2 separate regions of the Mus musculus genome follow, and region 1 is linked to region 2. A link is a contact called in ENCODE Hi-C or POLR2A ChIA-PET data. All regions are on one chromosome and are shown on one strand. Each heading gives the region's core, a stretch centred on a gene start or an enhancer-like site at or near the end of the contact. The rest is flanking DNA. Distances are from core to core; before and after follow the strand shown. Region 1 holds the start of Edem1 (ER degradation enhancer, mannosidase alpha-like 1). Region 2 holds the start of Arl8b (ADP-ribosylation factor-like 8B).

The links. A loop is a pair of places that touch in the nucleus more often than their neighbours do. ChIA-PET counts read pairs that join two places held with the same protein, here RNA polymerase II (POLR2A).
Region 1: a loop to region 2 is called in a map of gastrocnemius, with 8 times the contacts of the local background. The contact joins the promoter of Edem1 here to the promoter of Arl8b in region 2. A Hi-C loop is called at or near these places in 17 of 37 maps with a recorded cell type or tissue (CH12.LX, T-helper 17 cell, T-helper 2 cell and 5 more). POLR2A ChIA-PET finds 5 or more read pairs at or near these places in 4 of 5 experiments (Patski and embryonic stem cell).

Annotation. Positions count from the first base shown.
Region 1 is chr6:108,827,133-108,830,290 of GRCm38, forward strand. Edem1 (ER degradation enhancer, mannosidase alpha-like 1) reads left to right here and starts at 1,509. Exons shown (of 12, transcript NM_138677.2): 1 at 1,509-2,101. The coding sequence starts at 1,608. Gm35417 (a long non-coding RNA gene) reads right to left here and starts at 1,144. Exons shown (of 2, transcript XR_377956.4): 1 at 1,085-1,144.
Region 2 is chr6:108,781,520-108,784,466 of GRCm38, forward strand. Arl8b (ADP-ribosylation factor-like 8B) reads left to right here and starts at 1,540. Exons shown (of 7, transcript NM_026011.3): 1 at 1,540-1,858. The coding sequence starts at 1,736.

The DNA of each region.
Region 1 (3,158 bases), core at 259-2,758, 46 kb after region 2:
ACATGCTAGCGTTCTGAAAACCTGTTCTATTGGCACTTATTGTCAGTTGTGCCATGAAAAGCATTTTTCATAAACTAGCTGGTTTTCTATGGTTATTAGACTCGTCTTTTAAAATTAGGGCTTTTCTGTAATGTGAGAACAGTTGCTGTCATCAGTGGCTGACAGCTGACCAGAGTGCAAGCTACATTTCAGCTAAAATTTGCACAGAAGTAGCTTATGGAGGAAACAAAGCATAGCTTTAATGTCCATTTTCAGTTTGTGTTAGCTTCAGGGAGGCAGAAACTAGTAGTTCCGTGTCAAGGACTGGAATCAGTTGGTCTTATACAAGTTTATCCAGTCCAGTAACTTCTTCCCCCTCCCCCCTTTTTTTTTGTATACTGCTCAGGCCTTTGTATCTCACAAAATAAGCTCTCCCAACCCAAAGAACTTAAATTGTTGCTGGCTGCTCTGTTGTACCCTATCACATTGCAGGGACAATTCTGACCCCAAAATGGAAGGAGAATGGTCCAGGATTTACCTAAGTCCTCCCTGTCATTGCCTTCAGGTTGGTGACAGGCATTACTGATTTCGTTACTTCCCCTATTTTTTTTTTTTTTTTTTACTTTTTTATTTTTATGTTTTGCAAGTTTGATAGACACAGGGTATAATCTTAGGAAAGGCAAAACTTTTACAGGCGCTCCAAGTGTTGAAAGCCACAGCCCTTAAAAAACGAAATCAGTAACCTTAATTATAGGAATTAGCACTTGGATGGGATTAAACCCCCAATCTGCCCTACATTTCCAAGGTCGCCTCTGCCTAGCACTGCGATGAGATGATAGGACTGTCAGGAAAAGATGTTTAAATGGTTCTGATGAAAATGATCTGGTGTTAGTTCCCCCTCCCGCCTTGTTGGGATTGGATGTGATCTTGGAGTATTTTAGAAGTATTATGAATTTTTTTTTTCCAAGTTAAGGCGTTCCAATAACAAAACAAAAAATCTGGACATTTCGTGCGGTCTGGACCAGGGAGTCCCACTCCCACCAAGTTAAAAACCTTTCCTAGATATTCGTAAGTACTTCCTTTGCCTAAAGGCCCTGGCCCTTACCTTTCTCACACCTACTACTCCATACCTGGACGGGCTTTCTCCCATCCATCTTCTGTTCAGGGACACCATTTACCCGGGCTAGGGCGGGTCAGAGGCCATGTCTGTGTCCGGCTCCCGGAGCTCCCGTGCCGCGCTCCTATTGGCTGGAAGTTCTTTCCCCAAAAGCCAGAGCGACCTAGGCTCGCCACGCCAGCTAGACCAGACTCGGAACCGCCCAGGGGGCGTGGCCCAGTGGCAGGGCGGGGCCTTGCAGTCCGGGCGGCCTATAGAGCCGGAGGGAGTCCCCGGCCGCGCCCCTCGAGGCCGGGCCGGTGGAGGCCAATCCCCGGCGGCCGGCGGGCGAACGCGGGGCCAGGCGGGCCGGTCCCGTCCGCGGGGCGGGGGACAATGGACCAGTTCCTGGTGCGTCACGAGGGAGTTCCTTAAAGGGGAAGTGAGCGGGCTCCCGGCGGACGCGCGGGGAGGCGGTCGGCTGGGGACGCGCCCGGCGCTTCAAAATAATGCCCGCGGCGGACGCGCGACCATGCAATGGCGAGCGCTTGTCCTGGGGCTGGTGCTGCTGCGCCTCGGCCTCCACGCGGTGCTCTGGTTGGTCTTCGGGCTGGGGCCCAGCATGGGCTTCTACCAGCGGTTTCCGCTCAGCTTCGGCTTCCAGCGCTTGAGGGACCCCGACGGCTCGGGGCCAGTTGGTCCGCCCGGAGGCCCGGCCTGGCTTCATCGGCCAAGGCGCGGAACGGAGGGGCGGCTTGAGACCCCGCCAGAGCCGGGACCGACGCCGGGACCGGGCGTGTGCGGCCCGGCGCACTGGGGCTATGCCCTGGGCGGCGGTGGCTGCGGCCCGGACGAGTACGAGCGGCGCTACAGCGGCGCCTTCCCGCCGCAGCTGCGTGCCCAGATGCGCGACCTGGCGCGGGGCATGTTCGTCTTCGGCTATGACAACTACATGGCGCACGCCTTTCCGCAGGACGAGCTCAACCCCATCTACTGCCGCGGCCGGGGGCCTGACCGCGGAGACCCGTGAGTAGCCCGCGCGCTGCCTTCCGCCCCTCCGGGTCCCTGAGAACACACCAGGGTCTTTAAGGTCCGCAGTAGTCCGAGGTTCCTCCTCTCCTTACCCCAGTGGACTGCCATCCCCTTGATTCTCCCTGACCCTCCAAACTTCAGGACAGCTGTCCTTGTCATTTTCTGTTGCAAATGGGGAAACTGAGTCCCAGAGACCGGAAGGGACAATCACAGTATCCCTTGCTCCAGATAGACACATATCTAAGTGCTGGTTATATAGGTTTCCTTTGGAAAACTCCGCTTCAAAACGAAGCCTCCCCACTCCTGATCAGAATGCCACACCCAAAGCTTTAATAAGGTTAAGGAGCGGGTTCCTAGAAAGGGGCCATCTAGTGAGTTGGACGCCCGGATTGGGATGAGGCGTTAAGTGTTTCTCCTTTCCAGGGGCCGCAGCCTAGACTGAGGGGAGCTTATTGGCAGGAATGGTAGTTGCCTGGCCCAGATTGGCGATCTGGATACTTGAAGGATGATTTCTTAGGCGCAGAGTTGACTGACACCGTCATTGCTTGGTACCATCGTAAACACCAGTGGGGTGATGGTGCTGTCAGAAGGTCAACTAGTCCTCGCAGCCCACTAGCCACGTATGGGAAGGTGGAGTTCCGGGGTTACTCGAGTGGACTTCAAAGTCCAAGACAGCAGGACACCCAGCCAAGTTCCTCCTCCCTGAAGGGTGTGCGTTGCCACAGACCAAGTCAGGCTGGTTGGTGACTGTCGTGTTTCCCTCTCCTTAGATGGGAGTGGAGTTATTAGGTTGTTTGTTGTCTTGGCATTCTACATGGACACCCTTGGACATCTGGCATGTGCATTTCCCTTTACCTTATGGAAGCCAGGAAGGATTCTTAGTTTCAAAAAGGAAAGCTAAGGGCTGATGAGATGACTCAGCCAGTAAGGGCCCTTGGCACTGTGCTCAGACGGGAGTTTGATTCCCCAGGACCCACATGGAAGAAGGAGAAAGAACCGAAGAGACTCCTGCAGTTGTCCTCTGACCTCTACTCGCACTCCGTGACTCCCC
Region 2 (2,947 bases), core at 290-2,789:
AAGTCCAAACTCGTGCCACCATATCCCACTCCCTCTGGTCCCTGAATTCTCTTCCACCTCTCCCTACTCCAGGCTTCCACCGATCTTTGCCAGTGTTGGGTACTGTCCAGAGAATAACCTACAATAGCTACACTTTTGGTTTTAAATGAACTTCTTAAGTGTACAGCAAGTGAAAGTAAAAGGATAAATAGCAAGTAGTAGACTGGTAGCCCCACTCCATCAAACTGCAAGGTCACAACATCCAGCAGAGATGACTAGAGTAGCTGATGGAGAGAGCTAACAAAGAAAGCATCCATTAAGTTAGAGATTTACAAATATGAAGCAGAAATCAACTGGGGAAGTTGGGGCAGCCAGCTGGAGTTCCTTTTTAAAAATATATTTTCAGTTAAAATATAATTCCATCATTTCCCCCTCGCCCCAGGCACACCATCCTTCAAAGTCCAAACCACTTCACTGTCCTTCCCCATTCAGGGTCTTTTCCTGGAATGTGCTTCTACCAAACGTCAGCCTGCTTCTCCTTCTCACTTCCCTCAAGCCTTTCCACTCAGGACCACCTGACTTAAAGACAAGCAGGCCGGCTCCAGCTTCTTCTCTGTTCCTCTTCTTTATAGTGTTAAGTACCACGTGGCATTTTCTCGTTTGTTTGCTGTATATGTTCTGTTCTCCACACTGGACTGTAACCCGCAGGAGGGCAGGGATTTTGCTGTCACTAATGTTTTGCTGTGTTAGAAACAAACCCTGTGTCTTTCACATGCTGGGAAAGAAATTTTCCCTATTAATTAATTCATTTATTTATTCACTTTACATTCGGATCACTGCCTCTGCCCCATCCTCCCTTGAGCCCTAGTTAGACCCAGAGTGCTCCATACAGGCCAGGCAAGCATTCTACCACTGGGTTACATCCCCATCCCAGATTCTGATTTTTTTTTTTTTTTATTCCGTGTTCAATTCCTCCGAGTATTAACTTTTTCCTTCAGGGTACATTGCCAATGAACAATTATAGGAAAATTCAATCAAAAAGTGAACGAGGACCAACTCTTTGTTTTTTTTTAAAGATTATTATTATTTATGTGTTTCGTTGTGGGAGTATGCGCATATGTTTGCAGAATGTACAAGGTCAGAAAGCCCTAGATCTGGATCCCCCAGAGTTGAAGTTACAGGCTGATGAGGGCTGCCAGGTGTGGGTGCTGGGTCCTGAACTTGGGTCTTCTGAAAGAGCCTCAAGCACTTTTAACCACCGAGTCATTTCTGTAACCCCACCTTCTGTGTTTATTGAACTCTTGATCCTCCTGCCTCCACCTCTCAAGTACTGAAATTGTTGACATGCGTTTGCTGGGAGACCCATAATTTGGGGGGAAAAAAAAAAAGAAAGAAAGAAAAGAAAAGAGGAAAGGCATGTGACAAGTGAATTGGCACCAAGGCGAGGGAAGGGTGTGTCGTGGGATTCACCATCAGGTGGCGATGTCGCCGGAGGGCGCTGGGAGTCTACGGGACCGCGCCGCTCTTTCCGTGCGCTTCCGCGCCTGCGCTGGGCCAGGCGTGGGGGGGGTAGGGCGAGTCATATGACCCGCTGGGCTTCCTGGCTCCGGCCGTCGCTGCCGCCAGCCTCTGTCTGCCCGCGTCGCGCCAGGGGCCCCGCCGAAGAGCCGTTGGCGGGTTCGGGGCCGATACCCGCTCGTGGGAAAGAGTGTCCGCTGTCGTCCGCGCCCGTCCACGCTCGCAGCCGGCCGCCGCCATGCTGGCGCTCATCTCCCGCCTGCTGGACTGGTTCCGTTCGCTCTTCTGGAAGGAGGAGATGGAACTGACGCTCGTGGGGCTGCAGTACTCCGGCAAGACCACCTTCGTCAATGTCATCGCGGTGAGCAGCCCTCTGCGGGCGGCCTGGCCGGCGTCTCGCGCCTGTCACCTCCCCGAAGGCCGGGCCGGGCGATCCTGCGTGTGTGGGCCTCGGAGTTGTAGCCGGAGGGTCGGCAGCAGGAGGGTCAATTCCACGTTGCGTTTTGGTGGTGGTGGTGGGGGCTGTGCCTTTAACACGGCCTGGAAAGGGTTAATCCGAGTCTGCCACACTTGCTGCCTTTCGGGCCGTAGAGGCTGAAGGGTTAATTCCAACCTGTCACTTGTTCACCCGGACGGGTGAGCCTGGCCTTTTCCAGAACGCCTGCGAAGGGGACGCCTCTCCTAAGTCTCCACTTGGGACGATGGAGTCGCATTGTGAAAGCAGGCAACCCGTGTGGGCGCTTCTGTGAATGCCAGGGGGAGCCTCGGCGCCTCCAGTTCGCTTGGTCTTTGTCACTTGTCCATGGAGCGTCGGAGAGCAAACTGATGACCTAGCTTACTGGGGGAAGCTGTTGGAGAGACCATTCAGATCCCAGTATTTTCTAAGACAGGGAGCAAGGGCGAGGCGAGTCTCGGTTTCTCCACAGCTGATTGTGTTAAACGGGTAGATAGATGGATCTGCATTCAACATAAAGTTTGCAGGCTTTGGTCTTTAGAGAGATTTTTTTTTTTCTTCCCTCTTGCAGAAGGAATTTGTTTGGATTGGGACGTAGCTTATGGAGGCTCAGGGAAGTTGCCTAGTAAATATAATGTGAATTCGGTGGGAGAGTGGTCGTTGAGTTTTGCGTCTTTGATTGGTTGGGAAAGGAATGGGCGTGAATGTCAGTCTTTGGAGCCAAGGAGTCATTGCACAGTTTTAGGGCTGTACTTAGAGGGTTGAGCTTTACAATTGTTCTGATGAGAAGTGGCGGCAGTTCCTAGACCTTCAAGAGGATTGTTGCAATCCTCACACAGGAGACAGCTGAGCTGCCCGACTGGTTTGGCTACACACTGCCCTGGGAAAACCTAGGTAACGTGTGACTCAGTCCCTGTAGTAATAGAGCAACAGGCGTCAGAGAGAGGAGCGGAGGCTCAAATCTCTTTCGAAGATGGCTGAATATATAAGTGTAAG